Regions from separate parts of the Mus musculus genome. Here regions 1, 2, 3, 4, 5 and 6 are each linked to region 7. A link is a loop called in an ENCODE intact Hi-C map of the cell type or tissue named here. Cell type or tissue: gastrocnemius. All regions are shown on one strand. Links, peaks and the distances in the headings refer to the core of each region. The heading gives the core; the rest is flanking DNA.

Evidence for each region. Hi-C counts contacts between places; a loop is a spot of excess contacts. Peaks named below come from ENCODE experiments on the same cell type or tissue, not always from the same donor. Only the 100,000 strongest peaks of a DNase experiment are listed, where the experiment ranks them.
Region 1: it touches region 7 in a loop (5-fold over the local background); 20 of 42 quality-filtered maps call a loop at or near these places.
Region 2: a loop joins it to region 7, with 2.9 times the contacts of the local background. A loop is called at or near these places in 20 of 42 quality-filtered maps.
Region 3: it touches region 7 in a loop (9-fold over the local background); 11 of 42 quality-filtered maps call a loop at or near these places.
Region 4: it touches region 7 in a loop (4-fold over the local background); 15 of 42 quality-filtered maps call a loop at or near these places.
Region 5: it touches region 7 in a loop (11-fold over the local background); 10 of 42 quality-filtered maps call a loop at or near these places.
Region 6: it touches region 7 in a loop (3-fold over the local background); 18 of 42 quality-filtered maps call a loop at or near these places.

What each region holds. Positions count from the first base shown.
Region 1 is chr17:5,250,273-5,254,660 of GRCm38, forward strand. All of the region lies in intron 5 of Arid1b (AT rich interactive domain 1B (SWI-like)), which reads left to right. Among named protein-coding and RNA genes, the nearest start is that of Gm34854, 28 kb to the left of the region's middle. In gastrocnemius, for the core only: a CTCF peak has its summit at 2,356 (motif pointing right); DNase peaks (open chromatin) are centred at 925 and 2,358.
Region 2 is chr17:5,329,619-5,334,006 of GRCm38, forward strand. Arid1b (AT rich interactive domain 1B (SWI-like)) reads left to right here. Exons shown (of 20, transcript NM_001085355.1): 16 at 2,869-3,019. Among named protein-coding and RNA genes, the nearest start is that of Gm29050, 80 kb to the right of the region's middle. In gastrocnemius, for the core only: a CTCF peak has its summit at 1,958 (motif pointing right); no DNase peak of the experiment used is centred there.
Region 3 is chr17:3,568,799-3,573,186 of GRCm38, forward strand. Gm34155 (a long non-coding RNA gene) reads left to right here. Exons shown (of 5, transcript XR_876342.2): 2 at 1,994-2,061; 3 at 3,675-3,799. Among named protein-coding and RNA genes, the nearest start is that of Gm34155, 8.5 kb to the left of the region's middle. In gastrocnemius, for the core only: a CTCF peak has its summit at 2,264 (motif pointing right); a DNase peak (open chromatin) is centred at 2,272; H3K4me3 peaks cover 510 bases.
Region 4 is chr17:5,199,802-5,204,189 of GRCm38, forward strand. The region is part of intron 4 of Arid1b (AT rich interactive domain 1B (SWI-like)); the gene reads left to right. It overlaps Gm34854 (a long non-coding RNA gene), which reads right to left. Exons shown (of 3, transcript XR_876354.3): 3 at 1-334. Among named protein-coding and RNA genes, the nearest start is that of Gm34854, 22 kb to the right of the region's middle. In gastrocnemius, for the core only: a CTCF peak has its summit at 2,241 (motif pointing right); a DNase peak (open chromatin) is centred at 2,257; H3K4me3 peaks cover 216 bases; H3K27ac peaks cover 1,363 bases.
Region 5 is chr17:4,776,771-4,781,158 of GRCm38, forward strand. No RefSeq gene overlaps it. Among named protein-coding and RNA genes, the nearest start is that of Gm34371, 16 kb to the right of the region's middle. In gastrocnemius, for the core only: no CTCF peak of the experiment used is centred there; a DNase peak (open chromatin) is centred at 1,595; H3K4me3 peaks cover 238 bases.
Region 6 is chr17:5,263,245-5,267,632 of GRCm38, forward strand. It overlaps Arid1b (AT rich interactive domain 1B (SWI-like)), which reads left to right. Exons shown (of 20, transcript NM_001085355.1): 6 at 788-877. Among named protein-coding and RNA genes, the nearest start is that of Gm34854, 41 kb to the left of the region's middle. In gastrocnemius, for the core only: no CTCF peak of the experiment used is centred there; no DNase peak of the experiment used is centred there.
Region 7 is chr17:5,395,907-5,400,294 of GRCm38, forward strand. No RefSeq gene overlaps it. Among named protein-coding and RNA genes, the nearest start is that of Gm29050, 13 kb to the right of the region's middle. In gastrocnemius, for the core only: a CTCF peak has its summit at 1,728 (motif pointing left); a DNase peak (open chromatin) is centred at 1,720; H3K27ac peaks cover 195 bases.

The DNA of each region.
Region 1 (4,388 bases), core at 212-4,211, 150 kb before region 7:
CGTGCACGCAGCAGCATACTGCCTCTGTGGACTGTCACCACTGCAGCCGTGCACGCAGCAGCATACTGCCTCTGTGGACTGTCACCGCTGCAGCCGTGCACGCAGCAGCATACTGCCTCTGTGGACTGTCACCGCTGCAGCCGTGCACGCAGCAGCATACTGCCTCTGTGGACTGTCACCGCTGCAGCCGTGCACGCAGCAGCATACTGCCTCTGTGGAAGGGGAGGCATTGACCTGCTGTACTGAGGACTCGAGACGTGAGGGGTACAGTGCTTTTATGAGCTAATGGAAGCAGAGACGAGGAGAGTGTCCGAATCCATTTGGCTACATTTCGGGAAATGGTGGCTAAATGAATAGTGTCTAGAGCTGGTGTGTTCTTAGCTCTTCCGTGTGAGTGTTCTAAAGGAGCAGGCCATTGGTCCCGAAGGAGCGAGCGTTCCTTCTACTTCCCTGTCTCCTGCTCCGCTGAAGCTGAGGACTCTGATGTGTTGATTGATTATAGCCGTTAAGCCTAGTACTAATCAGTTTCATCAGTTACTCTCATTCACACACGTGCACCTTTGATTTCTCTTCCACGACGGGATGATGTGGGTTGTCATTGACTAATGAAGAGCAGAATTGATTTCGGCACGAGACAAACGGAATGCCGACACCAATCCTGAAAGGCATTAATCTTTAATAATTCACATCTGCATGTTTATAAATGGTATACCCGGGGATTGTTAGTGTTGACATTCTCTCTTCCAAACAGAAAGTGACACCAGGATTTGTACTTGCAAACTGCTTTAAATGCACATTGCAGAATGCCAGGGTGTGACCTTGTGAAGGCTGCCAGTACAGTGCTGCATGGGGGCTTCTGTTGCACTTCAGATGCTGCTGCTTCAGGTGTGTCCTGTGCCAGGCCCGGCAGCCCGGCTGCCCACGGCCTCCCTGCCTTCCTTTATCACCACTTGCCTCATTCATTCCACAGAGCAGACTGTGGACATGTTTCTAGGACCATAGGGAAGTGCACTGGGCCTGCACGCGGAGAGTATGGGAAAAACATGAAGTTCATGAATAAGTGTGCTCTTGGTCTGGGGGACATTTTGACAGTTAACCATTCAGACTGGAGTTCAGATCCCCAGACCCAGATACGGGGGATCTTCAGAGCAAGCTAGCTATAGACTTTGATTGGAAGGCCCTACCTCAATCAATAAAGCAGGCACATTATAATTATTTTGTTACATTATTATTGGTGATCCTTTACTATGCCTAATAAATAGGAAACTTTACCAGAGACATTTATGTATGTAAAAAAATATAGTTAATATATAAGGTTCAGTGTCCTCTTCAGATATTAGGGAAGGGTGGTCGCAGTGGGCACACAGGGTTGTGTGGAGGAGGAGGGGTGAAGAAATTAGAGAGCAGTGTCTGTGCTTAGAAGAGGAAGGGGCACAGCGGAGGTGGAAGGGAAGCGTTTGGGCTGACCCTGTTTCTGTGACCCTCCTTAGTAATTCTGCCTAACCATTCAGAGGGAGGGTTTGTTTTGGTTGATTTGTTTATTTTAGCCAAGTTAGGTGTGAAAGTTTGGATACTGGGGCTGCATTTCAGTGCAGATGTGAGAGAGAACTCTGGGTTTGAAGCTAGAGGTGTCTAGCCTTCTGAGCATTCCAGGGGCAGCATGGATTGCTGGCCCCACCCTCACTTAGGAGGTAGTGGCTCTGGCTACCCCGAGCCTCCAGTCAGCCAGTGTGCTGTCCTCACTGTCCCTCATGAGGGCCATTGCTTGTGTCTAGGTGACTGTTAGTTAGTCATCACTGAGAAGCATGGGGTAGAGAACCACCCCAGGCAGTCTTTGTAGTTGCCAGGTTTGTATTTGGTTTCCTGGCCTTTCTAGAGCTAGGTTATGAACTCTGTTGGTAGTGCTGCCACAGTGAAAAAAATACAAGAGGAGTTACAATCTCAGGCCTGAGGTCACTGGTGCTGTCCCCATCTTCACGACCATCACCGTGAATCCATTACACACACACACACACACACACACACACACACACACACACACACACACGATTATGACAAGTTCTTTTGATTTTTTTTTTTAAACACAAAACTGTCATTTGTAGAGAGCTGCACCTCAGTCCTCAGCGTGTTGCTCTGTCTTGTCCCCTCCTCTCCTATGTTTTTTCCCTTAGAGACAGTCATGGAACAGATTTGCATTCCTGTAGTATTATGACTCTGGGCAAGCCCTTTGCCCACACAGCTGAAGTCAACTACCCTGTGCTTACTCTATATTATCCATCCTACCCCTCAAGGTCCAACTGAGTCCTTTTCTTGTTAAGTGCAGCTTCCCGTTACATCAAGGGTGGAGAACCGTGCCTGGCCAGGAGAGGGCGCCCAGTAGATGTTGACCAAGTGCAAGCATGCCAATTCTGAAAGGGGACAAAGAAAAAGAAAAAGAAAGAAAAGGAAAAAGAAAAAGGAGTCTAAGAAAAGACAACTCTGAGGTTATTCCAGGACTAGCTTTCATCCTGAGCTGTGGCTTGGTGGGTTGTCTCTCACTGGCCTTTTCCTCCCCTCCTCAGAGAGACTCAAAGGGGATAGATCAGTCTGTTATCTTTGTGCTTAAGAACAGCACCTAAAACCATAGTTCTCAACTTGTAGATCTAAGCCAAGTCTTTGAGTCTGAAGGCCTCTGCCTGGTTCTGAGCCTTCACAGAGATGCATTAGCATTCATAGCACAATAGTAGCTGCTGACTGAATCCCTATCTCGACAACGGGTAATTAATACGCTCTAGATATTTGAAAAGTGTGCTTGATAACTACCTAGCTAAAATCTAAAGTAAGCCTGGTGCGTATGTGAAGCTGTGGCTCAGAATGTGGCTCCTCCCCTCTGTGTCCTAGTGGTCTCTGTCATGCAACCTCCAGTTGTCCCAGAGGCTCCAGGTAACCTGGACACAAGTTCTGAAGAGCTGTGTGCACAAGAGCACAGTGCTTGTTCCACACCCCGCCGTGCTAGGTGGAACTGGACTGAGCCAGCTCAGCACTCGTAGAACCACCACACACACACACACACACACACACACACACACACACACTCACACACACACACACACACACACACACACACACACTCACACACACACACACACACACACTCTGAACTGAGCCAGCTTGCCCCCCACAACGTCCCCCTCACTGGACTGGACTGGTTCAGGGTTTAGCTGCACACTGCCCTAGGTTTCACTGTGCATCCTTCTCTTCAAAAGCCATTGACTGAAGCACTGCATGCATATATGTGACACTGAATGGAGACCTCACTCAGATGTTATTACATCTAAATGTGAGCAGTGGTGGTAGGTAGACCCCCAGGTCTTGGGGATTTCGGCCTTGCTGGTGAGTTTCCCAGAGCAGTACAGCGCGTTAGCTTTTACTTTTCAGAGGTTTTGGAGCTGGGATGTAGGTTGGTGTCTTCTTGGAAGGTGTAAGCCCTGGGTTCAGTTTCTGGCACCACACAAGCAAAGCGTGAGAGCGCATGCTTGAAGACCCAGCCCTTGGGATTAAACCTCAGCTCCATGGGAAGGTGAAGGCCAGCCTGGACCACATGAGACCCTGCACAAAAGGAAAGAAATAGCGTAGTCACCTCAGCATCCCATAACCATGAAGTTTGTATCCATAGCCACCCATGTCACAACCCAAATTTGGTGGCACACATCTGTGATTCCTGCTGAGGAGCCAGAGACCAGCGGAGCCCTGGAGCTGGCTGACCAGCCAACGTAGCCCCATCAGCATGCTTGCCTTCAGGGAAAGACCCTGTCTACAATAATAAGTGGGAAAGACCAAGTCAGCCTCTAGTCTGCACATGCACACACATACACATGCACACATACCACAAAATTGGCCTGTTAATCAGTCAATATAGTTTAAAGTCAAACATACAGAAGTTTTAAGTTTTACCACAAGAATAAACTGCTAGTGTAGTTTCAAATACAATAAATTTTTAAAACTTTCAGAAACCAGGTTAATTTCACGTATAAATTGATTAATCAGATATTTAACAGACATTAACTCTACATTTAGTAGAATAGAAACTAGTTTTTAGTAATAATAATATGTGTATGTATGCAGAGGACCTGTGTAGCACATATGTGGGGGTCAGAGGATAACGTATGAAGTCCCTTCTTGCTGAACCCACTCGGGCCACCAGGCTCACATGGCAAGTGCCATCTTTTCCACCCAGATACCAGTGTTTAAATGTTGGTTTCTGAGCTGAAAATCTAGTGCTCTTAAACAGTACAGCTTATCCTGCCACCTGTCGCATGCATCCAGGAGTAGTGTCACCATGCCTAATGACTGGGTGTTGTGTTAAAGCATGGCCTCTTGTGCCTGCAGGGCCCCTACACCTCCTTTTA
Region 2 (4,388 bases), core at 155-4,154, 66 kb before region 7:
TGAATTTGAGAGGCTGTGGGGCTTTCTGCACAATCATGAATTGAAATCTCCAGCACCCACGTAAAAGCTGGTTTGTGGATATTCCCACAGCTCCAGTGCCATGGTAGCCTAGACAGGAGAATTTTTAGTTTGCTAGATAGCCAGCCTAGCCAAGTATGTGAGCCCCACATTCAATAAGAAAGGCCTCATCTCAAAGTTAAGCTGGGGAAGACTCTGACACCGTGTGCACCTGTGCATGCACACACAGCACAAAAATGAATTCGGGCAGGCAGGGGACCGAGTGGAGGCTGTGTTGTAAGGTGGCAGGTAGAGAGATAATGAGTGGAAGATAAATAGCACAGTCTTTGTATATTTCTGCCCACCTGCTGCCTCATAGCGCTGGGACATTTATGTCCACAGAAAACATTTTCTTACAGCTCTAATTAGTTGTAAATAAAGTTGTTCATTCTTCAAGTTGTTCATTGGTCTGTGAATTTAGACCAATATCCATGGAGACCACTGTTGCCAGGGTAGCAGCAGCGGGTGGTCCTGTTGTCACCACCACTGACCTGTGACTTAGTGGTGCAGCAAGTCAGCCTGCTGTGAGATCCCTTAACCCATGGAGCCGGCCTTGCCTGCTGCTTACCACCTGCCTCGGACAGGGCACGTGATCTCGGACTAGGCTGACTCTATCTGAGTCTTTGACCGTGGTACCCAGTGTGTCTGAGGCTCTGTTACTCTCCATGTACATTGCTGTGTGTAAATCTTTTACTAACCCCTGGTACTGTAACACTAGCTGGGCTGTCCCTCCCATTTAGCTCCTACACATCTGTGGTGTGTGACTGTTTCCATGAGATGGATTCCTAGGTTTAGTGAGTCAAAGAATGGGAATAAAGTGCCTCTATCATCTTGTCCTGTATAGCAGAGCTCCAAACTCAGACTTCAGTTAGCAGAACCACTATGTCACATGGCTGTGTCGTCAGGAGGCCTCTGGGGTGGCTGATGTCAGCAGAGTCTTTACTGGGGACCCAGTTGGAGTCTGGGACCTTTCTGTGGGGTTTCTTGGGTGTCCTTGCTACAGAAGGTAAAATCCAGGATCCAAGATAAACCCTGTTGCAAGCTCAAGCAAGTGTTTGCTGGAGTCCATTTTCCTGAGCCGGTTGGTCAACACTGGCCATGTGGCCTATCCCAGCGTCATTATAGGAGGGGACAGCATGGGCTGTGAATACAAGCAGATGTGTTTCTGTGTGTGCCAGGGATGGCTGCCCACAGCAGGTGCGGGCAGCAGTTAAATGCACTGGCAGGAGTGTGGGGTGTGGCTCCTGCTTACTAAGCTGACTCTTACAGCTGCCTCAACACCTGCCAATCAGATCATAACTTGATGTTTTTCTAATTTTCCATAAGGCCGCAGGTCTATCACGCGTTGAGTGACCGTTTAGTCTCCTTTCCCTGCAAACATGATTTTCATGACTTTGATACAGTATCTACTTTCTGTGGATTTTTTTTTTTAAGGAGCTCTGTGGATTAGAGAATTAAACCACTTAACTTTAATTATGCCACTTGACTTCTGTCTGTCTTTGTTTTTCCATCTGCAAAATGGAAAGTAATCTCAAAACTGGTTCTACCACAAGTTGACGTGAGATTAGACACAGGGCAAAGGTGCCAAAGTGTGATAGTCCTGCACTGGCCTCAACCCTTGTATCCGGTCCACAGTGGGACAGCATTGACTCAGAAGGCTTCAGTGACTTTCCTGCCTCACACAAAAGTAGCTATCATAGGATGAAGACAAGCAGCAGCCATGGAACAAGTATCTGGACTTAATAGAGTTTTCTCCAGGCTCTGAGCTAGTGCTCATTTGTGTATGCATTCCTTTTAGTGGTCTGCTTTTGGATAGAAATAAGTCACAGGTCACCCCATCTTCAGCTGTTATTTTAACTATAATCACATATGTATGTGCACATATGTATATGCCTCCAATGGCCAGAAGGGGGCCTCAGAGCCCCTGGAGCTAGACTTACAGGCAGCAGTGAAGCAGAGTGGCTGTAAATGCTGCCCTGCAAGTGCCCTTAGTCACTGAGCCATCTCCTCACACGCTGGGCTGTTGCAAATGCACATTTATGTCAAGGTTTTCTGAGTTTCTTGGTAAAGGTGGAGACTAAATTCATATCTCCTGTCTTGTTTACAAACTCTTCCTAAGCTGGTGTCACCTCGTTCTACAAACAGTAGTTAACACAGACCTTAGCTTTCCATGAGCTTGTGTGTTGCTGCATGAGAGGTGACCACACACCACACCTGTGACAGCAGAGATGTAGGCTCTCTGTGGGCTCAGCAGGCACTGCAGGGTAGTCTGGGCCTCAGGACTCAGCTTCTGAGTTGCAGATTCCCTTCAGGTTCGTTCAGGTGGTTGGCAGAATGCATAGGGCCAAGGTGACCATCACATTGTTGGCTGTTCTCTGTCCACCCTTCATAATGTGCCTCTTTCCATGACAAAGCTAGTAGGAGAGTGTCAGATAGGCTCCATCTTTCGCCTTCTGCCCAGATCTGAAGGGTTGCTTGGATTTTCCCCTTGGGTGAATGAGTGCACAGTCGTCAAAACCATCACCACATCTGTGACTCGTCTGCCGTGTAACACACCGTAATCACGGAGATGCAGCCCAGCCTGTGTCTAGGTCCTGCCAGATCAGAGGCTCTTGCAGTGCAAACAGCGAGGAGGCAGGTGTCTTTGACTGCATTTCAGGATCCTGCTCCCTTGGGCAGATTCTATATCCTCTCAAAGGATTGTGGTGTGCCGTGTGAGATTGGGACCACTGAAGTTACTAGACAGGATGTATGTGCCCTTTGGCTTTTGGAAAATGCTCAGTCCTGTGCTTTTTATTTCACATCTCACAGTGCCTGGAAGTAGTGAGCCCTTTATGACACAAGGACAGGTGCCCAACAGCGGCATGCAGGACATGTACAACCAGAGCCCCTCAGGGGCCATGTCCAATCTGGGCATGGGACAGCGGCAGCAGTTTCCCTATGGAACCAGTTATGACCGAAGGTGAGTGGTTTGGTTTTTTGTTTTCTTATTTTATGAAAATGGGATAATTTACCAAAAGCGGCTTTGCTCAGATACACATTTCTGAGCCTTGGTGGCCAAGCTTCCAGTAACAGCACAGTGGGTAACCTTCTTTGTAGCCACCACTGGCGACCAGGCTTTGTCAGTGGCTACTTACAGTGGGTGGCTTCAGCCAGACCATGAAGTACGTGGTCTCAGATGGTCCATGGCTGTTACTTCTAAGCAGGTGTCCAGCGGCATACAGCCATAACGCACTGTGCCAATTCAGCCAGCATCAGATTCCTAGGCTCTTCAGTGCCAGACCTTCCTCCTCCTCGTTCCTTGAGGATGATAGCTAGGATGTCACCCTTGGCTGACAACTCTGAGAAACCCCACCATTCAGATGCACAGGAGCCTTTCGAAGGGAGCCTTTTTGATATCCACATGGCAGGATATCAAATGTCACATGTCAGGCCACAGGATCACTCCTAAACTGTATTTTAGTCAGAAGACAGTTAGATGTCACAAGAAGGCCATCAGAAGCCTCATCTTCACAGGTGACAGGGCTTCCTCTGAGAAGAGATTCCTCAGCCATGCCTCTGACTGACACCATAGGCTCTCTCGTTGTGGTGGATTCTCTGCTTCTCTAAGGAGAGAGATGCTTAGAGCAGGCTTCCAATGTGGTGTTTGTGATTTTAAAGAAAAAGCATGAAGCATATGAGAAGAAAGCCCTTGTCCTCTCTCTGGTGAAGGGAAAGACTAACTGTGGAGCCCCTCCCTCCATGGTCCTGGTATGGTTGGTGTCTTCCCAGGGCAGCGGAGCCACACTCAGGCCCTCTCACCAGGTAGAGCCAAGGGAGGAACAGTGAGTGGGAATAACTTGATTTGAGGGGTGGGTGTGAGAGATCATGTCAGGTATCTTCTGGGAGCCAGTGCAGCGTCACTGGTTACCAGGGTGACAGGGTGAGTCTCGGTGTACAGTGCTTTGGCTATCCCTCATACCCTGATCACATGTGATGGATCTGTTGGTACGCCCTGCTTTCAGTGAACAGCACCGATGCCTGATGTGTGGGATGAGGGTTAAGTTCAGCCATTGTGGATCCTTAGTGCAAAGCTTAGGGCTTCAGTTGGCTTGGGTTTTAGGATCCAGTAAGAGCTACTGTTTTGTTTCTGTTGTTTTGTTTTCCAATGAGATTAGGCAGCTGTACCAGGACAGACACCCCTGGGAATCTCCAGTGAGCTTGCTGTCCTGCTGTGGGCCGGGCTTTGGCTCACCCATAGCAGAGCATTCTGCTGCATTAGCAGTCTTCTGAGAAGTGCTACTGCCTACCTTAAGTTTCATCCTTGTCAGTTAGGTTTCTTTTCTTTAAAC
Region 3 (4,388 bases), core at 92-4,091, 1.8 Mb before region 7:
TAATTTTACTATAAAATAGAGTGACTTATTGTCCGCTCTCTCATATGCTCTGCCTATGGGGGGCGTCTCATGATAATATTCTTTTCTGGCATGTTAATCTTCTTTTCCTGTTGTAGGAGAAAGCCCTAACACACCCCCTTCCCTGTCTAAGGAAGCCTGGATAGAAATGGCCTGGGAACTTATACAACTAAGGTTTCCTTTAAGAAAGATAATTCAAAATTACAAATACTAGGTTAAGTGTCAAAGCCAATATTTATTTGGAATAAGACAAGAAATCACATGAAATAATAAATATCCAATAGCAAAATCACAATATAACATCTCCAAATAACAGCCAAATTTTTTTATGATAAATTTCTTTCAGGTTTTGATATTGATATTATATTTATAATATATTTTATTATAATCATATAGCTGTGTGATATATAATATAATATATAATTTATATATATATATGAAGTTGGCTCCTGGATTCTAAGGGATGAATATTTGTGTTGCAATTTACTGATCTAGATGAAATTTCTATTGATTTTTATTATCTACCCTATTATTTTTATTTCTTGTTTTTTTGGGGTTTTTTTGTTTTTGTTTTTTCGAGACAGGGTTTCTCTGTATAGCCCTGGCTGTCCTGGAGCTCACTTTGTAGACCAGGCTGGCCTCGAACTCAGAAATCTGCCTGCCTCTGCCTCCCGAGTGCTGGGATTAAAGGCGTGCGTCACCACGCCCGGCTTATTTTTATTTCTTACCCCATTACTTTTTATTTAAAATTTCTCCCCGTTCTTTAAATTACAGAATAGAGCAGGAAGGGGGTGCTCTATATCCATTCAAATCAAATCTATTCTTTCGAAGTCATTTTGCTGAAGTTCTCTAAGACATCTTCCCAAATGTTGGTAAAAGTGAATGTTTGTAGTGAATTCCTCCCTCAGCCGGATTCCTAATGGCTTCAGTTCCAACAGTCTACAACCTGGAATGAGATGGTGGTCTTAGCTGATGCTGAGTAAAAAAACCTTTGCATGGTTTATAAAGACACATTCTTGTGGGTAACTTCTTAGGACCTTCCCCAGAGTCCTGAAATGCTGGTTAAAGGAAAACGCCTTGACATTCCTACTTCATAATGCTTTTGGCTCAACCTGCCATTTGCCAAGGAGAGTCAGCCTCTGAGGATGCTGAGGCAAAACAGCTCCTTTACAATACAGTCATGTGTATTCTTAAAGTCACACGGGGAGTGTGTGGACGTGGTGGTGCTCATTTATTACTTCCTTGAGGTTTTGGGCTTCAGTGAGTGGCAGTGCAGGTGCTGGACACCGGAACAAAGGCTGCTTCTATGTGGTTAAAGGGTTAGAGTATGTAGAGCAGCTAGAAAAGGCACTGAAACAAAGCAACAAAGCAATTCACCCCAGAATATCCAAACAGAAGCTGGGGAGGCTCCTCATACCTCTGTCCAGTAAAACAGTGTTGGAGGTTGGTGGTGGGGGTGGGGAGAGTAGAGGGGGTGGGGAGGGTGATAGGTGGGGGTGGGGAGGTGGGAGGTGTTGTTTGCCTAGAACCACAGTTGCAAATGAACTTGGGGGATCCTGGGACCGTGGTGTCAGCAAAGCTGCACCACTTCTACTATATTGTTTGAATCCGGCTTGTTTAGGAACTCAGAATCACTTAGCGCGATGAAGGCACTTCAGTATTATTGATCTTGCTTTTTTCTTGAGATGGCTTTGAAGACGATGGAGAGGGGAACCGAAGACAATGTGGGGACAAAAACTATTATCAAATAAAAGCATCTAAAATACCTAGATTATGTTCATTTACTGTGGTCCCCCACCTCTTAAAACCTGGAATACTGTTGGAGGTGGGGTGGGAATAAAACCTTTAAAATGGAATTAGCCTAATAGGAAAATTAACAATAAACTATAAGCGAAGCATGAAAGAAGGTTAGTTGTAATTCTGTTTAATCATCTTCATGGACATCAAGAAGTCATTTTCCTTTTCTGTACCTCAGTTTCCATCTCCCGAGGGCACGTGAATCCTGAAGGTCACCTCCAGCTTGGAGCAGCTGTTGTCAAAAACGTAGGTGTCATGAATATTGGTCTTAGTGTGGCATCTTGGGCCCGATTACAAAGGCAAGTGTAGTTTACTTTCTGTAGTTTACTTTTCTGCAAAGTGCCGGGACAGGGCGGTACCTTCTTTAAGGACATTTCTGTTCTTTAGAGAAATGATATGAAAAGCCGAAGGGAAAAATCTGGAAGGATGCAGAGAGGGAAGCCCATTTTAGCCACTGGGTGGCGATATTGTCCCACGTCGTGGAAGGTTTTTTTGTCCCATTCGCCATTCGCCAACCGTTCCAAACTTTGAATTAACTAAGCATAGTCAAGGAAGATTTTCAAAAGGGAGCTGAAATAAAAGCAGGTCGGCAGAAAACCACAATTACAGGGGAATGACAGTAAAGGGCAAGGCCAACTAACAGAAATAAAATCCCTGTCGTCAAGGCAGTGAAACGTAGAGGGTTATATATGACAGCTGTGTTTGGGTATTATTTAACAGAATATATGGAGAGGAGTACATCGTAAATCTATGTAGGTTTTAAAAAAATAATATGATTTAAAGATTAGTTCTAACAATCAAAGATTTAGCCCGGAGGATTACAAAATATAGGCTATATTTCTAAAATCCAAACACAAATAGACTGTTTTCTTCTTTTGTTTTTAGCATATATTAATTGAAAAATAAGTTTTGCTGTGACATGCCCACACGTGCATTTAATGTGCTTTTATTATGTGCATCCTCTTGAGTTTTATCCTCCCTCCCCACCCTCTCTTTCCCTTTTACACCCTTTTACTTCCATCTCAGGATTAGGTTATATCATTTAACATTGCAACGTTCAGTTCCATCCATTTTCTTGCAAACAACATAGATCCGTTGTTCTATATGAATGGAGAAAAGAATTTCTTAAATAAAGATTATGTTTATTTATTTGTGAGTGCGAAAACACATCACTGTGAAGATGTAGAGGTCAGAGAAAGTGGTCTCCTCACTACAACTTTTGGGTCCAAGGGTCTCACTGGATTCAGGTTATCAGGCTCCATGGCAAACAATTCCACCCACTAAGTCTTCCCTCTGGTAACCAACTCCATTTCTTTATCCTCTGTCTGTCAAAGGATACCTGTGTGGATTCTGTAATTTTCCAGTTATGAATAGTGCTGTGGCAAATATGCATCTGTCGATATTGCTATAATAAGTTGATTCTTTGGGGCGGGGGTAGACACACAGAAGTGGTAAGGCTGGGTCCTATGGGCGATGTAGTTTTAGTTGTTAAGGGAACCCCTTCATGTTGATTTCATATTGGCTGTGGTAATTTACGTTCTCACCAGCTGTGCATAAGACTTCCTTTTTCCAACGCCATGCTAGCATCTGTTGTTAACTTTGTGATGGCTGCCAATCTGATTGGGATGAGGTGGAAACCAGATAGTGGTGATTGGCTGCTCCCTGCTGGCTAACAGCGTTGGACAATTTAACACCTTTGTTGACCACTTACTTATATATTTTTGAGACCTGTAGGTTAGGTCCATTTGCTCATTTGTTGAACAGATTACATTTTTTTGTGTGTGTTTAATTTTTTGAGTTCTTCGTGTGTTCTAGAATATTCGTGAACATCTGGCAAAGATTTTCTTCTCTGTCTATAGTTTTCTCACCGTTGATTGCTGCCCTGGCCATACAGACGTCCATTATTTGATGCAACCTGATTGGTCATCTCCTTTTGTTACCTTCTGAGCGTCTATAATCCCATCAAGAAGGCCACTACTTACATGTGAGTCTGGAAATGTTTCATGTGTGTAGCAATCCTAAGGCTTCAGGTCTTATGCTAATGTCATTAACATATTTTTGGGTTGATTTTTCTGTTGGGTCAGAGGCAGAGCATGTGTGGGTATCCAGTTTCCTCAGCTCTTTTTGTTAGGAGACCTTTCCTCCTATGTGCTGGCACCTTGGTAAGAACCGGATGGCTTAGCTGCTTGACCTTTCTCCAGATCGCAGTTTGTTTGTTTGTTTACTTAGTTATTTACTTATTTAGTCTAAACTAGAAGGGACCATTTAAGAGGATTGTACTTTTCCATTTTCTTTTGTACTTTTTTGATTGTACTTTTCTTTTTTTCTTTTTTGCTATTCAATCAAATAAAGCAATCTATAGTTTTTGAGCCCTTTTCTTTTCTTTGAAGTGGTTTTCACCTGGGCATCAATCTTTTGTTTGGAATTTTGGGGTGAGAGGTGGGATTAAAGTTCTCCCTGGCACTGAGATGGGGCCATTTTATGTATCTATTGATGGATCTATCTATCTATCTATCTATCTATCTATCTATCTATCTATCTATCTATCTATGTATCATTTGTATATCTGTTAT
Region 4 (4,388 bases), core at 108-4,107, 200 kb before region 7:
TCAGTACTGCCTAGTGTAAACGTTCTTTGTATATCTACATCCAACTTAATATACTCTTCTAATTTGACATGATGTTAACTAATGATACAGTTTGCAATCAGTATCTAAGGGCTGTGTCACAGATTACTTCCTTAAAACAGATTTCTCTTAGATAGACTCGCGGTGGGCACGGACGTGCCTGAGAGTACTCACACCACAGGGGCAGCTTCTGGGTGTCTCTGTTCTGTTGTCATTAGGTGGTGCTTGTTCTTTACTTACTGAAAGTGTCCAGGCGTCTGCTCTGCCCATGAGTGCTGGCTGCTGCACTCTGCATCATGACCAACATCAAAGATACCTGCATACAATCATCACATTATTAATGATAGTCAGTGCTATTTGTGTTACTGTTCTATGTTAACCAATTACTTTTAATTAACCAGGATCCTCTGTAGTAAATAAGTAAACCTACATTGTAAGGCAATGAACAACAGTAAGTTGCTCTGCCTGCAGGCAAGCAATTATTGATGCCTTTCCCCATTTCTTGGGCGTGTTCGTAATGCACAAGATGAACCACCCCTGTTTGTATGTATATGCTACTTTTGTTCTTGATTTTTTTTTTATTGAATAGCGTATTTACACAAATAGGTTTTCTTGATCTGTTTTTAGTATTGATCTTTTTTTTTTTTTTAACAATTTATTAATGTGTGAGTGGCGAGAGCACCTGTACCAGGGCTTACATTTGCAGGAGGCCACCCACAGGAATAGTTCTGTCCTTCTACCATGGGTCGGTTCTGGGGATCAAGTGCGGGTCCTGGAGCATGGCTGCCAATTAGTATTCTGTGTTCTCTGGGTGCTTTATGTGGGAACTGGGAAGGAGTTTAAAGTGAGGAAGGGACTCCTGCTCAATTCTGCCTCTCAGCTCCTGTGTCACAGCCTTTCCGGGCGGACAATCCTGGAGTTGTGGGATTTGATGGTTTAGGACAGCTCAGAGGGTCAAGGGTTTGGCTCCTGCTATCACTGACCTTGGTGCTGTGTGTGCTCTGAAGTCCTCTACAGATGGGATCTTTGTAGGCACACATGCCAGCCAGCATTTTCCATCAACTCCTTAGACATCAGTGTGGCCGGGCCTCAGCCTCGGCTTTGGTATTTATTCATTTGCTCAGTCATTCAGTCTTTTAGTTGTCCGTCTGTTTAAATGTGCATGCAGTTTTGCCTACATTTATGTCTGTGTATAATGTACATGCCTAGTGGCTTCCGAGGGTGTCAGATTCTCCTGAAGCCAGACTTGCAGAGAGTTGTGAGCCTTTAGTTGTATGCTGGGACGTGAACCCCGATCCTGTGGAAGAACAGCTTGGGCTAACCTCCAGCCTGTTTTGTTCTCTTAAGCTTCTGTCCTCACACTTGTGTCCTGGAGGAGCCCTTGAGAGTTTTCTGCCTTCTGCAGGTCAGCTGCACTACACCCTAACTGCACTTTGTGTACGCCTGCAGCTGTTTTTTGGGTTCTTGTTTCTGTTTTGTTTGTTGTTTGTTTGTTTTTCGAGACAGGGTTTCTCTGTATATCCCTGGCTGTCCTGGAACTCACTTTGTAGATCAGGCTGGCCTCGAACTCAGAAATCCGCCTGCCTCTGCCTCCCGAGTGCTGGGATTAAAGGCGTGCGCCGCCATGCCCTGCACCTGCAGCGTTCTTTTGGTGATTACGTTCACGAGTCTTAACTCTCCACAGAAGAAATGGGAACAAATGCGTAAGGATGCTTACGTACATTCACTTGGGTGTTTACGGGGAAACTCCCCTCCATGTTTGGAGACCTTAAGCATGAGCCTTGTATGGATCAAATGTGCAGAATGTCTTTCTTGATGAATGTTGGAAGGTGTTTCTTTTGAGGAGTTTGTAATGCAGATTACAGCAGACATGAAGAGTCAACACTTTAATACCAGTGCACACCTTCCGGTTCCAGCAAGTCTTTCTACTGAAAACATACTGTATTGTTTTCCAGTCACACGTTTTTTTCCCCTTTAACTTAAAGTTAGTGTCGCTTCATAGCCAAATTAAATACATTGGCAAATAGCTAAAAATTAATCATGTATCAGATCAATACAAGCATACTTCAGTTTTATATAGATAGTTTCTGGCTGATGAGACACAAAGTGGTTATCAACCTTTCTCTGAACATTTACTTTAGAGTGTATGACAGGAGTAACACAGGACATGGGTTCCCAGTAAGTCTACTGGTCTGAAGGGCTCCTTGAGACTTGGCATACTCCACTGCTCCCACTAGAGGGCTTCCTTCCAGCAGAGACACATGCTCTGAGAGCAGCAGGAAATCCTGCCTAGGACATTGCTATTCCCTTGAGAGGAAATTGAGACTAACCTCCTGGATTTTAGGTAGTATTTTTTTCATCTATAGGTGCTAACATTAAAGCCTCATAGAACAGAGAATGTTAGACAGTAAACGAGGGTGTGTATGTTTTAAACCCATAGTATTTGAAGGAAACAGGTTTGTGAAGTTGCTTAGGTGAAATGAGTTTTTTAAAAGCCTGGTAAGGGGTTTTGAAATACCCTTTAGCCTGGCTAGAGAGAGAAGCAGGACTGGAGGCTGAAGCGGCCTTGCGAACAGTCACATGGGGCTCTAAATTCCACAGAAAGCGCTGCTCTCACCTCCCGTTGTCAAATATAGTAAAGCCTTATCTTTAAATAGATATTCTATTTGCTACTGATTTTTTTTTTCTACTTGACTTTTAAAATCTGTTAAAATATGCAGAACTCACTCTGTAGATACCAGTCTCGGCTTTACTGTGCTCAGCAGTAATTGTATGTATGTGAAAATACCCACATCAGGGTTTAGTGTCCTTGAGGGACAGAGGCTGGCAAGATAGGATCTATGAGTGCAGCTCACAAGCAGACGTCCTAGAATGCCCACAGTAGTTACCTCGGCAGGGCTTTCCCCAAAGGCTTTTAGCTGAAGTCTTCGGTGTTCATTTGGAATTGCAATCTTAAAAATATTTGCGGTCAGCAGCTTGGTGTTGTACAAGGCAGGGCTCAGGAAATCAAAGATGAAGCTCTTGTGCGTGTGTGGGAGGGGGAACCTAAGCTAAAATCTATGCTATGGCTTGTTTCTAAATCTAACAGTTAGCGTTGGAAATTGGAGTGTAAACAGAAATGGTGTTAGTGGATCTTCCCATGATTTTCCACTCTAGTTGAGCCAACATCTCAGTCTTTAGCCCAAAATCATATTTGATATCAGCAACATATGGTTTCCATCACAAAGTAGCTGCTCATCTTGTCAGCCCAGCACCCAGTCTACCATCTTTCTGGTGGGGCGGGGCGGGGTGGGGTGGGGTTGGCCAGGCTCTGACCTTCCTAGGTGGCTCCTCTTTAACCCTTTCATTTTCATGCTGCAGTCAGTCTTCCTTGGTACTGTTGTCATTGGCAGCACTGTTGTCATTGGCATGGCCTATGTACACTTGTGTTCCAGGCCAGTCACAGGCTCATCCTGATTTCAGCCCCACGGCCCCACCTCCCAGATGCTGAGCACCCAGACTTTCTCTTCCTTTCCTTGTTCTTTTCCTTCATATTGGCTCTTTTTAGTAGCCAAACTTAAGAGCTTTATACACCAGACTGAATAATTACGTTTTTTAAAAAAACAGTAATTATCAATACACATCTCATTCCATGCAGCTTTTAAATTCATGTTAATGAGCTCTGTCGTCTCTTGCACAAGACTGACAGCCAGTTTTGAAGTTCTGCCATCTTTTTACAACTTGCTGCCTAGACTCTGCCTGCCTCTCCCAGAGCACTGTTCTCAAGACCTCTTGCTCTGTAGCATTCCAGAGCCTGGCTCTGCCCACTCTGCTGTGAGCAAGGACAAGAAGCTACTAGCATCAGCAGGGTGGCCAGCATGATGGTTGGTTTTCTGAGTACAACTTTCCCCCTTGCTATCCTGTCTCTCAGTAACAAGTTAAAGAGCCTGTGCAGCATCGTGGCATGTGAGCAGGATGGCCCTGCTGAGGATTGGCACCCACACACATTGAGGCGGGTGGGTCCTCTCAGTGCAGAGCACTAGCCCCGAGAGAACTCACCGAGCCCCTCTTGACCTCCTCCCAGGGGCTGGCTCACCTGGCTCAGGGCTGTCCTCAGAGGGGGTCTTGATCGTACCTAAATCATTTCTTTCACTACCACTGCGGGTTGACGTCTGGGCCTCAGAGGATGAATCGGCCTTTGGACTCAAGGTGTGTGGCCTGGTGTGGTTTATCATGCAGGACTTTGCTGCTCTAACCAGACACCAGTGGTTAGCAAAAACACCTGTTTAAGTTTAATCATTTAGGCTGTGATTAAGATTAAACTTTGGGTATAAGAAGCTACAGAACTCAGAGTTTTGTGTAGTGGTGATTGGCTTCAACCTTTGCCCTGG
Region 5 (4,388 bases), core at 88-4,087, 620 kb before region 7:
ACTAGGTGGCAGGTCCCTTCCATGGTCCTAGGTTCACCTGGGACTTGCTAGCTGAGTCACAGATATTTCTTGGAAGGCAGGTGCACATATACCCAAGCAGAGGGAAATATCCAATCGCTAGACAGGGGATTCTAAGCAGAGGTCTGCAGGTGAGAAAAGACAGGCCTGAGTTCAAATCCCACCAGCACCAGTGTCTTAGAAGCAGAGCCACACAAGAGAGTTAGCTGGGCCCCATCCAGATCAATACTTGCCTGACACCATCCTTAGGAGTTAGGGGTGAGCCTTTGCAGATCTCTGTGAGCATCTAGAGGAGTCTGATACAACCTATGACCCTCACACTCGAGTAGCCTTAGCCTCCTCCAGGTTCCTTAGGGCTTAAGCTGCTCTGTCCCAGGATAGATGTGGGGACAAGAATTTACATCCAGCACTAACACCAGGTGGTATGCTTCGCCTCACTAAGATTTGGGGGCTGTACTGGACCGTCATCAAGTCGCCAGCACTGGAACCTCACCTCCTCCTGGGACTATGAAATGGTGACAATGGCTGCCTCAAAACATAAAGTGTCCACAAGAAACTACTGAGGAACTTGAAAGCATGTGGGATACCTGTGACCCACACACACACACACACACACACACACACACACTCACACATACACACACACACACACTCACATACACACACTCTCTCTCACACACACTCACACACACACATACTCACACACTCTCACACACACACTCACACACACACTCACACACACACACTCTCTCACACACTCTCATACACACACTCACACACACTCACTCACACACACACTCACATACACTCTCACACACACTCACACACACACTCACACACACACATACACACTCTCACACGCACACTCACACACACACACTCACACACACACTCACACACACTCTCTCTCACACACACACATACACACACTCACACACACTCACACACTGAGGAGACCCTCATTACTTAAGCCACCGTGGCTGTGGCTGTGTGCAGTCCTATGTAAGTCCCTATGCTGGTTAGAGATCACACTTGTAGTATTTCCTGGAATTTTTTAAATGTCAAAGGACCTAAAAACCCATGTATTCCTGTTTTCTGGGCAAATTCCAACCCTCTAGAGTTGGTTTTTTGGTTTTTTTTTAATAGAATGGTGCTTATCAGAGGGAAAACATCTGCTCCAGTTTCTTCAATCTCTAATGTATCTAGTCTGCCTTTGTAAAATAGGTATATCGCTAATGACTGAATTCCTGCCAAGGGAATGAAATGATTGTTTCAATCACTTATTCCTCTCATCGGCTTTGCCCTCTGAGGAACAATATCACACAACATAAGTATAATGGATGGGCCACACGTTTTTTCGTTTGTTTTGTTTTGTTTTGTTTCTTCTTGGTATCTTCCTCACTGGCCACCATCAGAGAGAGAGCCGTCCAGAATGGATGCGTTGTTTCCAGGGCCTCCACCTGAAGCACCACGCTGTGGCTTGTGATTGTAAATCTCTTTTTGAGAACTGTCCTTCACCAAGGCCCCAAATGCCAACCCCTGGAGAAGCCTCAGTGGAGCGTGACCATGCCGGGATGCGGCCACCAGAGGGCGCCGCAGAGCAGCACGCCCCCTCCAAAGACTCCCAGCCGCGCCCTCCCAGCCCGGCTGTTTATTGTCAAGAAGGGTGTTTTTTCAAAATCCGCACACACAGAGATGGTTTTCCTTCCACGTTTTCCCCTCTTATTGGTGTTTTTTGTTGTTGTTGTTGTTGTTGTTTTTCTTTCTTTTTTAGCATTTAAGTGATAACCAAATAGGATCTGCTCCTGTTGTTTACACAAGTAAACAAAGATGGCAGTTAGAATAGAATTAGGGTTTTTGTTTTTTGGGTTTTTTTTTAAGTGGAACCTGGGTGTTTAAGTGCTATGAGGAGGAGGTTAGCGGCCGAATGGGAGAAACCCTATACATTATGTTAACAGGAAAGAGTTCGAGGACCAGCCAAAGGTAGGCCTCTGGATCCGACTGAGCCCTACCTAGTACCTGCCAAGCCAGAAGACACCAACCAGGTCCAACAGACATACAACTTAGCTCCTACTGTCCTTTGGTCTCTCTCCCTCTGAAAAATAGCAAAGGAGTTTAGAATCCCATATTACAACCTATTTATACCATATCTTTCAGGGGGGGGTGCATCTTACAGTGGATGTAGCATAATATGCCTCATTTTAACCCCAGTGGTGTTAAGTCTGTGCAACCATTAACCACCACCCATCTCCAGAACTTCACTCTCATCTCACGCTGAAACCGGGAAGCCAGAAAATGCTCCCGGTGACCTCCGTCTCCCTCTGTCCCAGCATGTCTACCCTAACCTCCCAGAAGTACAACAGTACCGTACCTGCCCCTTTGGTGAGTGACGTCATCATTTATTAAAGCTGTTTTTCAAGGTGCAGTCACGCTGTAGCAAGATGTCAGAACTTCATTCCTTCCGTGGGTGAGTACTCTTCTAGCACATTCTTTCTGGTAGCCAGAAGAATGCAGAAAGCAAATCGGAGAGGCCGCCCTGGCCCTTGCCTTTCAGTTGAAGAGTCTAGGCTTTCCCACACAACACAGGGCAAGGAGTCACAGTCAGATCTTCCTGTTCACAGCCACAGCCCCCTCCCCTGCCTTGTGTGGGGTCCTTGGCTAACACTCCTTCAAACACTGACATAGACAGGTGCACCTTTCTCGGCAGAACATCTAATCCACCCCTCCCGGCCAAGCACCTTGTGATCCCCAAACCTGAGACTCAAACTAGGGCATAAACCAAACCTGGAAGAGCCAGCTAGGGTGTGTGCGACTTGGAGAACTATACAGACCCTTTCCAAGGTTCTTACATAGACCAGACAAGCCAACATCCTTTGGTCTCTATATCTCACTTTGCCCAGGGGTTCTAATTGGACCACAGGACTCAAGCCTGGGCACTCAAAGAAAAATACCATGGCTGTATTTCCTTCAAAGTTCTCTGCAATGGATATTCACAGAGGACCATGGTTTCTAACAAAGGTCAGCTGGAAGGACTTGGGGTTCGCTCATGGCCCTATCCTGTTAGTGTTACTGAGACGATCTGACACTCTCTAAAAGCTTCTTATACGTTGTATTCTTTTGTTTTGCATCTGCTCCGTGAGGGAATCAGGTTTTAAAGACACTCAGCTGAGATGCCCCAGCCAGGACTCCTGCCCTTGTTCTGTGACCTCAGAGCCCACGTTTGCCACAGCCTGGCTAAATCACTCCACGTTCAATATTTTCCCCTCCCACGGGTGGAAGCTGTAGAGGGATGTAGTCTTCCAGCCACAGGGGGAACTACCTTTGCTCTGCTCAGCAAACACTTCCTTTGTGCTCTCCAGACAGATGGTTTGAGAAATGACAAGTGGTTTGAGAAATGACAAGAGGATACAGCCCCCTGGAATTCACATCCAAAAAATAACTGGGGGGCTAGGGAGGGGGTTGGTAAAGTTACAAACATGAAGTTGTTCCAAGTTCAAGACCCAGCATCTACATTAAAAAGCCAGGCAGAGTGGTACACCCTTGTAAACATAGCACTGGGGTGGGGGGTGGCTAGGACAGCCACCTTGCGAGGGGGGGGGGGTCCCTGGAGTTCAGTGGCCAATTTGCCTGCTTAATCACTGAGTTCCAGGCCTGTGAAAGAACCTGTCTGAAAAAACTCAAGGTGAAGAGCCCCTGAGAAACCACACTGTGTCTGACCTCTGATCTCCAAAAGTATGCAAACCTACACATACACACACACACACACACACACACACACACACACACACACTAAAAAATATTAGTGGTGGGGGTAATCAAGTTATATCTATAGATGTTGGAATAAGCTGAGATTTGGGCTATATAGCTGTTTTCTGGTATGCTCTGAGAGAATTATTTGTGAGATATCATTCAGGTGGACTATCAATCACCTACATTCTTAGTAACATGTTAAGACCAAACATCTCCACGCTTGCCTCATTGCTGCTGAGACATCTGACGTTCCAAGAGGTCTTGTCCCTTGTTCCAGTAACTTTAACTGTGGGTTGGGGATATTACCTGGGGAAGGAAGGGAGCAGTCAAGACTCTAGCCATAATGTGTTTTACAAACACACGGAGTGTTTGCAGAAACTATCCTTACCCTGGAACCACTGTGGGGAACACAGCAGGAAGCCTGGGTCCATCTTGTTTTATATTCTAAACACTGAGTGCCCTTGCATGATAATAATTTATAGAAAATAAAGCCATACTCAAAGAATGCTGTGTGCCTAAAAAAGGATTAAAGCCTGTCTCAGTGGGCCAAGAGCTTTTTGCAATTACAGCTGCTCCCCATCCTGGGCCATATTTGCCAGTTTCAGAACAAACTAGAGCTG
Region 6 (4,388 bases), core at 106-4,105, 130 kb before region 7:
GTTAATATTGCCAGGTACCTTGGATGATTCTTAATTTCAGAAGTATGCCTCAAGCCTCCGCATGATTCATGTCTCTTTTAAAGATAAAATAAGTGTCTTTTCCCTTATTTTGTATTCTTAGATTATGAGTTATTATATATTCTTCATGCTAAGGGAAGCATTCAAGGAATGAAAATATATGATTATCATCTCAAGAAACTTACATTGTATGTGAAAAATTGAGTAAATATTAAACAACTGGGAATTAAATAGATGCTATCGCTGTACCAGCAACAAAAATCAGGACTTGCAGCAATACTCCCTCTCTTATGTGCTAATGTACCTTATGCTTTGTGCTCCTTGGTGGAGCCTTCTGAGTTTAGGCTGAACTCTGCTTATTCGCAATTGATGTTGCTGTATTGATTAGATATGAATGAATGAACGAACGAACGGGCGGGTGCCAGACTTTTTCATTTCTGTCCAGTAGGTATGAGTTCAGAGTCGAGAGGCTCAGCTCTGCTGGCCAGTCTAGGTTTGTGGCTGTGGTGAAGGATGTGTGGGCTGCAGCTGTTGGTTGATAGCTCCGTGAGCTTGATAGCCCAATCAGCAGCAGGTTTGCTTTTTTAGTTTGGTTTTGTTTTGTTCTAAAAGCAGGTGTTTTGGTAAATATCTTTATTTTATCTTCATTTTACAGGGAAGAATGGAACACTTTTTTAGCTCTCTTCTCTGTACCTTCTGTAAGCGCTTGGTTCTTGTGGTTACAATATTAATGCAGAGCACATACCCTCCCTTTCCCTGTGTTCTACAGGTAGCCAGATGCCTCCGCAACCACCTGGAAGCCAGTCAGAATCCAGTTCCCATCCTGCCTTGAGCCAGTCACCAATGCCACAGGAAAGAGGTGAGTCTCAGGACACACACATCCCTCCCACTATAAAAAGGTTACATGAGGTTACTCACCCACCTGGCTCTCTATAGTTTTTAAAGCCAGTGTGTCCTACCAAAGAAATACAAGCTTACATGTAACAGCAGTTACGAAGAGGATCCTTCCTTGTGACTGGGTGACATTCCTGTGGTACTTACCAGCAAATTTTGAGCACATAACAAAATCTTGTATAAAGTCGTTAGGTCTTCAGACTGGAGTCACCCTGAGAGACCACATAGTTTGATCCCTGAGGGAGGCCACGGAGTTCATGTTGATTCCTCACTCCTGGCTCCATGATGTCCAGGTCAGAAAAGGAGCATGCGTTTGTCTGGCGTTTTCAAGCAGATGTCTTCCCACACATTCAAGCTCTCCATGGCTTTACTTGGTACTGACTGTCACTCCATGGTGTTGACAGTGCCTGGTGTCCCCTAGGCTCATCCCTCGGTCCTTTTGTCCTGGGTGGGATAGTACACTTGATGCTGGGGCAGGTGTAGGGAACAGTGGTTTTAACCCAGATCTGGACCAGAGAGGAGCTGCGCAGCTGGAGCAGGGGTCATTCTAACCTAGTTAGAATGGACCGGCATGCTGTGCCTGGCCTCTCCCTCCGGCTTATGGGTCAGATGCATCCATTGTTCCATGCTGGCAGGCTTGGAGGCAGAAGCATTTGGGTGCTGGGGTTCCTGAGTGTTCCTAGGAGGTTTCCTGGGATGGAACTTAGAGTATGAGAGTCGTGTGCACATTGTGAGTCCCATTTCTGCCTAGATTGCTATGGCAAGGTTAGGGTGGCACCCTTGTGTCAGCACTGCTGGCAAGCTCCCAGCTTTTGCCAGCGCTGAGGGTGCGAAGGGGGTGTGGCTTCTTGGTCCTGGCTTGTGTCTTGGGTCTGTAGTTAGTCCAGTGAGGTATATGTAAGAGCACTCAGACCAGGCTGAGTGCTAGCAAGTCACAGACAGACATCTCTTGTTTGGAGGCCCTAAAATGCTAAGTACAGCATACTGATAGGAGCCCTCACAGCCCCCAAATAGCATTCCTCAACCCTTAAAACTGGTAAAATTAGAAACACAAATATGAAAACCTGGTATACCTGTGAAAGCCTAGGTAAGTTAGTTTGTGAGGCAGAATCTGCCCCCCCCCCCCCGCCTCCTTCCATAGTCATTCCTGTGTCTGTCACTCTTTCCTGTTCCCTTTAGTGTGATGGGGCAATACACTGGCTATGTGGTGATCTCGGTGGCTAGAACAACCATTTCCTTCAAATAGCAAATTAATAATTAATACTGTAAGTTGCTAGATCTAAATGATTTTTATGAACATATTCCCTAACCCTCCTCTGAATGACTTCTGAAAACGTGGCTGGACATCTTCCAAAAAAGCAAACCTTCCATTTTTTTAAAAGTAACTATTAAGTTAAATAACGGGCTGACATTTATGAGTCAATTTTCCTTTAAAACTGGGTAAAGGGGATATAAAAATATAAGTTTAAAAGAAAGTAAGTTTATTATGTTAAAATTCAAGAAGTGTTTGCTCCTAGTAATAGTTGATATAATGCTAATTAAGAAGCCCTTGTGTTGTCACCTGTTGTTGAGTACCAGACTGTGTGTGGGGGAGGGGGGGGTCTTATGCCTGATTGTTCCCTCGTGTACACTGGAGTGAGTCACCACCACTGTGCCCTTACAGTAACAGCTGCCCTCTGGTTTGGTAAGAGCAGAGCAGAGCGCAGCTTCCCAGCGGCTCCGGGTGAAAGAACTGGGTGCTTGCCTTCCTTCCTTCCCCGTTAGTTGTAATGAGTTGAAGGTGACATACTAAGATGTCACAGTCCTCTTCCTTTTATGTACATTCAAGACATACACGCTCATATCAAAGACTATACAACACTTGCAATAGGCCCACAAAAGGGTGTTGTGTCTCCTCCTCTATGGAGGACAGTATTTGGAGCCTTTCTTCAAGTCCCCATGACACAAGAGGAATGGTACCAGTGTCCTGGAGCCAACTTCCTCCAGGCTCAAGATGCCCAATTCTTTTTAACTTTTGTACTGACATACTGAATGACTTCTGCTTGGCCCTGTGTTCTTCATTATCTTCATAAGCAACATGCCCTATTCAGGAGAAGGCCACAAACATCTAAGTCCCATGGACTGAACAACTCTGGTTGTCTCCAGGTTGTATGGTGCCCAGATACCCTGAGGGGTGAGTTTCTGAGCTCTGCAGCCTTCACTCCCCTCTCACACCTGGTGGCTCTGTTGAAGAGCATCATCAGGAAGCCCTTTCCCCACATTATGCTTATATGCAGCTAACCATGACTCAGTGTGGCTTTATGTTTGTCTGCTACAGAAGGAAGGTAGCTCAATCTACACACAGATGTGGCAACATAGGTTATAAAAAGGAGAGAAATTCTTTAATATTGTTTGAACTTGTCATTCTTGTCTATACCAAGGTCTTGACCTTGGGGGGTCAAACGACTCTTTCACAGGATTCAAATATCAGTTATCTACATCATGATTAATAACAGTTACAAAATTACAATCATGAAGTAACAATGAAAGTCATCTTATGGTGGGGGTCGTCACAGCATGGGGAGCTGTGTTCTTATGGTGGGGGTCATCACAGCATGGGGAGCTGTGTTCTTATGGTGGGGGTCGTCACAGCATGGGGAGCTGTGTTCCAGGGTTGCAGCGCTGGGAAGGTTGAGAATCGCTGTGGTCTGGTGCTCTCTCACCTATTTCCCAACATAAAGCTCTGTCTGATCCTTCACCACTGAAAGTCTCACTAGCTCAGTAATTTTTCTTTGAAAAGAAGGTCAAATCTTGAGTTTGATATTCTGTAATAATATGTACTTGTCAGGTGTTGTCGATGTGACAGAGATCTGATAAAGTAATGTGACAGATGGGAAGTGAGTATGGGTTTGGGTTTCGCGTGGCTCCACTGGCTGGGGCCTGAGGTAAGGCAGAACATCACAGAGAAGATGCCACAATGGAGCAGTCACTCACCTGACAGCAGGGAAGCAATGGCAAGGTCAGGGCAAGGGATTCTCTCACAGACAGGCTTCAGGACTGGGCTTCCTCCAAGCAAGCCCTACTCCGTCCTAGCTTCCATCACCTCCTAACACCAGCATCTAACTGTGGATCTGTCAATAATAAGTTAACTCTGAGCCCTCCTGATCCAGTTGTTTAATCTGTGATTGAATGTACCACCTTTGGCGCCAAGACCTCAACACAATTGGCTTTCCTTGCAGGGGACGCGCGGTACATAAACTGTAACATAACACATTTGCTACTGGTTCTTGTTTTAAGTCAGATCTCTCTGCAGAACTCATGTGACCGCGTGTAGCATCACAGTCGTCTCAGCAGAAAGCAAAAAGAATGAGAAAACTGTTGCAGAGGACTCTTGCTTTCTAAGGAACACTTTTAAAAGGCTGATTCATGTGTGGCTTGTTATTCAGGCGGGCTTGGACAGAAAGTGGAATAGTCATCTGATTAGATAAATAAGTACT
Region 7 (4,388 bases), core at 214-4,213:
GCACCTGGGAAGAAAAGACTCCTGGGATGAGATCCATCTTCCTGCAGTACCTTAGGAACTGGCCTGAATCCATGCGCAATAAAGAGGATGAAACAGGAAGCCAACCCCAGTGACAGTCACCCCGACACCCACACACTGCCTGGCAGACCTGCCTTGCAACCTTTTGCCTGCCTTCATCACCAACTCTTTATGTCCTGGGCCAAGGGACAAGGCCTGGGGGTTCTGGGTCAAGGCCATTGTTACCTGGCGGTACCGAGTTAGATCAAGGTTTAAGGTCTCTTGGGCCCTAAGGGAGTGTCTAGGAATACCTGGAATAATATTTCTCAATTCGAGACTGTCAACATTTGGAGTGACCAATTCTCTTTTTGGGGGGCTAGGGGAGTGGGTTCTGTTCTACCCGCCAGCAGCCATGGCATTTCCCCAGTCGTGACAACTAAAATGTCTCCAGCCAGGCATCACTGAATGTTGTCTGGGGGAGGCAGTCACCCTCCCACCCCTCCACGGCTCTCTGCCAGCGTGAGGAAAAAGAGGTGTGGAGTTCTCTGTGTGTCAATACAGAGTTCTTTTACATCTTTTCAGATTTAAATTCATACCAGATAAAGACACCCAGGAGCTGCAGAGGGACCAGGCAGGGATAGGAATTGGATTTTCCTAAAAAAAAAAAAAAAAAAGCCCTACTTTAGGGACAAGCCCTCAGATGACTCAGGGTGACAGGCTCACAGGGACAGTCCCTGGCCTGCCAGCCAGCCTACTCCCTTTCCTTTCAGAGTGGACAGCTCTTTTTTTTTTTTTTTAATTTCATTAGTGTGTGTGTGTGTGGTTGTGTGGTTGTGTTTCTGCATATGTACCCATATGCCATGTCTCAAGTGAGCAGGTCAGAGTCTGTTCCAGGGGTTCCACATGGATTCCAGGGATGGAACGAGGACCAGGCTTGGCGGCAAGCACCTTTGCCATATAAGCTACCCCAACAGCTCTTTTTGGGACTCTCAAGTGTCCCTTCAGTGCCCTTTGTTGGAAAAGCAAATTACAGTGTCGAGAGCAGACACCCACACGTGCAAGTGACAGGAGAATGTGGGGCACGCATAGCAAAATGTCAGTACTATTACTGATGGAGTAAAGATGGGGTTTCAGGTGGCTGTTAGTTTGGCTTGACATCCCTCCCCACCCCCATTTATTTTGGCTGGAACATGAAGTTGTTTGTACCAAGGTGATAGTCATTCACAGAGATCCCAAGGGAAGCACCACTCTGGTGGCAAAGGCCTTCGCCCTACAGATTTGTTACTGACTATGGAAGAGGCTTCTCCATACTGCGGGAGCATGAGATGAGAGGGAACCCAAACTCAGCAGGGTGACGGAGTGTCGCCAGAGAGGCTTGTCCTGGGAGGACACGGCCCACCCTTCTCTCCAGGTCATGGATTCCGGCAGTACCTACACCCACGCTTGGAGTGGCCTGTGCGGAAGATCTGGGGTGTGGTCAAGAACTGCTCAGCAGTGTGACCACCGGGCGCATAGGACGATCAGAGTTGAATGTGTCTTGGGCGACTCTAGAATGCTCTACTGGACTTAATTTTCAGGGTTCACGGAAAGAGCAGAGCACAGCCAGAGGCCCTGGCCTCCGGGCTGGGACAGCATCCCTTGTCTTAACGCGGTGGTGTCCTGGCCCGAAGCCCCACGTAGTATATCCACAGCAGCAGCAGCCAGCCCGCAGCTCGTCCGCCCTCTGCTGGCAGAAAGCCTGAATGACACTTGGCGTTTGCAGCTATATCAGGAAGTCCGCGCTGTGCCCTTGAAAACACAGGGAGAAACCTGGGCACAATGATAAAGGGGGACACAACTGACAGGGAAGGCGTAGCTTACTCGGAATGTCCTCGTGGGGCGTCCGAAAAGCGCGACAGGATGACTGCCTGTCCCAAGGCCCCAGTGGGTCTGTGAGTGACCTGCTCAACAAGCCCAGCTGGTGTGCCAAGCACCCTGCATTGGTGTACAGGAGCAGGGATGCTCATTTGGGGCAGCTTCGCTGAAGTGCTACAAACTGAGAGGCTTAGAGATCGTATTATTTTCAGAAATGAATTATTTCTTGTTTCTAGTGGATGCAAATCCAAAGTCAAGGTGTTCATAGAGCACTCTGAAGGCTCCAGGGAGGTTCACTAGAAGACCCTTCACCGCAGTTGTCCTATGTCGGTCTCCATGCGGCATTGTCCCTGGGCAGATCTATGCTTCTCTGTTTGTTAGTACAGTAGTTGTTGCAAATAATCAAATATAACTTCACCCGAATTTGATTATATCTAAAATGCCCCTGTTTCTAAAATAGGTTATAAGAAGGAGGGGTGGGACTTTACAACGACTTTCAAAGTCTCACCTCAAACATAGCAGATATGCCCAGCGTGCATCCGGGTATGGGGACTGTGAGCTGACCAACACTGAGGGTCTCCGTGACCAGGAAGCCTGAGTGGCCCATGGGCAGGCAATGCTTGAGGTGGGGACCCAGTAAGGAGAATACTTCCCTGTGGTAGGGGTTGGAACAGGAACTGCTTAACGATTTTATTTAGATCTCTAGGCAAGTGTAGGCAAAGATATTGCTTAAATTCACAAAATTAATAAAGATGGTCTTTTTTTTTTCTAGCTTTCTAGTTCCGTTTCTGTTGCTGTGAAAAAATATCACCACCCAAAGCGGCATAGTTCAGGAAGGGTTTATTTGGCTTTCGGTGACGGGTTAGAGACTACCATCGAGAGAGGTTAAGGGCAGCTGGTCAGATCCCATCCCTAGTCTAGAGCAGAGATACACGATGGACCCTTGCCTCTTTGTGCTCTTTCTTCTTAAACAGCCCAAGAGGCCCAGACCATGTGTCTGTCAGGTCTCAGGCCATGCGTACGTCCAGATGCTGCTAGCTCCCAGGCCCTCCCCACTTTTGCCTTGCATTCCAGCTTCCTGGACTACCAGGATGGTCCTCACCAGCCAAGAAGTAGCTGCAGAAGAGACTACACCATCCCTCATCAACAAAAGGCTGGGATGCAAGGTCTCAGGCTGTGCAAATATCCAGAAATGAGCTCAAACTGGATATATGGATTGCCTGAGACCCAACAGAGCTGTTCACAATGGGCTGGGTCTTTCTTCGTCAATAAGGAATCTAGACCTTCCTCCACAGACATGCCCACAGCTATGGCTTTGGCTATTGTTTTGCGAATACATTTTCAAGGCTGTTATTAAGAGAGAGCCATTTCTCATGTGGTGACACATCTCTGCTAATCTCAGCAACTGAGATGCTGAAGTAGGGAGATCTGTTTGAACTGTGACCCACAGTTAGAACTTGGTACCTCTCTAGGTAGCTGGCCTTCCATTCCTGTGGTTTAAAAGGAAGAAAATCAAATCCACCCAGAGGAGCCCAGGTAAGCTTGGTTTGAAGGATGGCCCAAGATGAGAGAGGTAGGTGTCTTAGCTAGGGTTTCCATTGCTGTAAAGAGACATCATGACCAAGGCAAGTCTTATAAAGGACAACGTTTAATTGGGGCTGGCTTACTGGTTCAGAGGTTCAGGCCATTATCATCATGGTAGGAGGCATGGCAGCATTCAGGCAGGCATGGTGCTGGAGGAGCTGAGAGTTCTATGTCTCATTCTAAAGGCAAACAGGAGAAGATTGCTTCCAGGCAGCTAGGAAGAGGCTCTCTCAAAGCCCATGCCCATAGATAGTGACAACTTCCTCCAACAAGGACACACCTCCCAACAGCACCACTCCTTGGGCCAAGCATATTCAAACCACCACAATAGATAACTAAGGTCATGGCAGAGGAATGAGTGAGCCATGGAGCTCCAGAGAGGGCAGAGGTAGTAACACAGGCCACCTGGCCAGGATCAGGGACAAACTGGATTCAGAGGAGTTGAGGTAGAGGCACCAAAACCTTGTCATTTGTGAAGCTGCAGACAGAGTGCGGCCGTTAGAAGCTTGTACCGCTCTTGAAGAGGACCAGAGTCCAGTCCACTTGTAACACCAGTTCTAGTGGATCGGACATCCTCTAAGGGTGCTACGCTCACGTACACAAATCCACACTCAAACACATGCATATGCACATAATTAAAAATTAAAAAATTAAAAAGAAACTTTATGAACAACTCTTAGGACTGAGCTTGCCTTCTAGATTGTGGTTAGGAAAGCAAGCAGGACTTCATGGTGGCCTACAGGAGCCATACCTGATTGGAGGGCTTCATGGTAGCCTACAGGAGCCACACCTGATTGGAGGTTGGCCTGTGTGTGCCCCCAAGCACAGGTGAGTATGTGCAGTTTCTTCATGGGAAATAGTGAAATATCTAACCTCATAGGATAATACTTCAAAACAAAATAATAACAGCCCAAGACAAAGACAAAGATGTTTTTCATATGCTAATTTCCCTA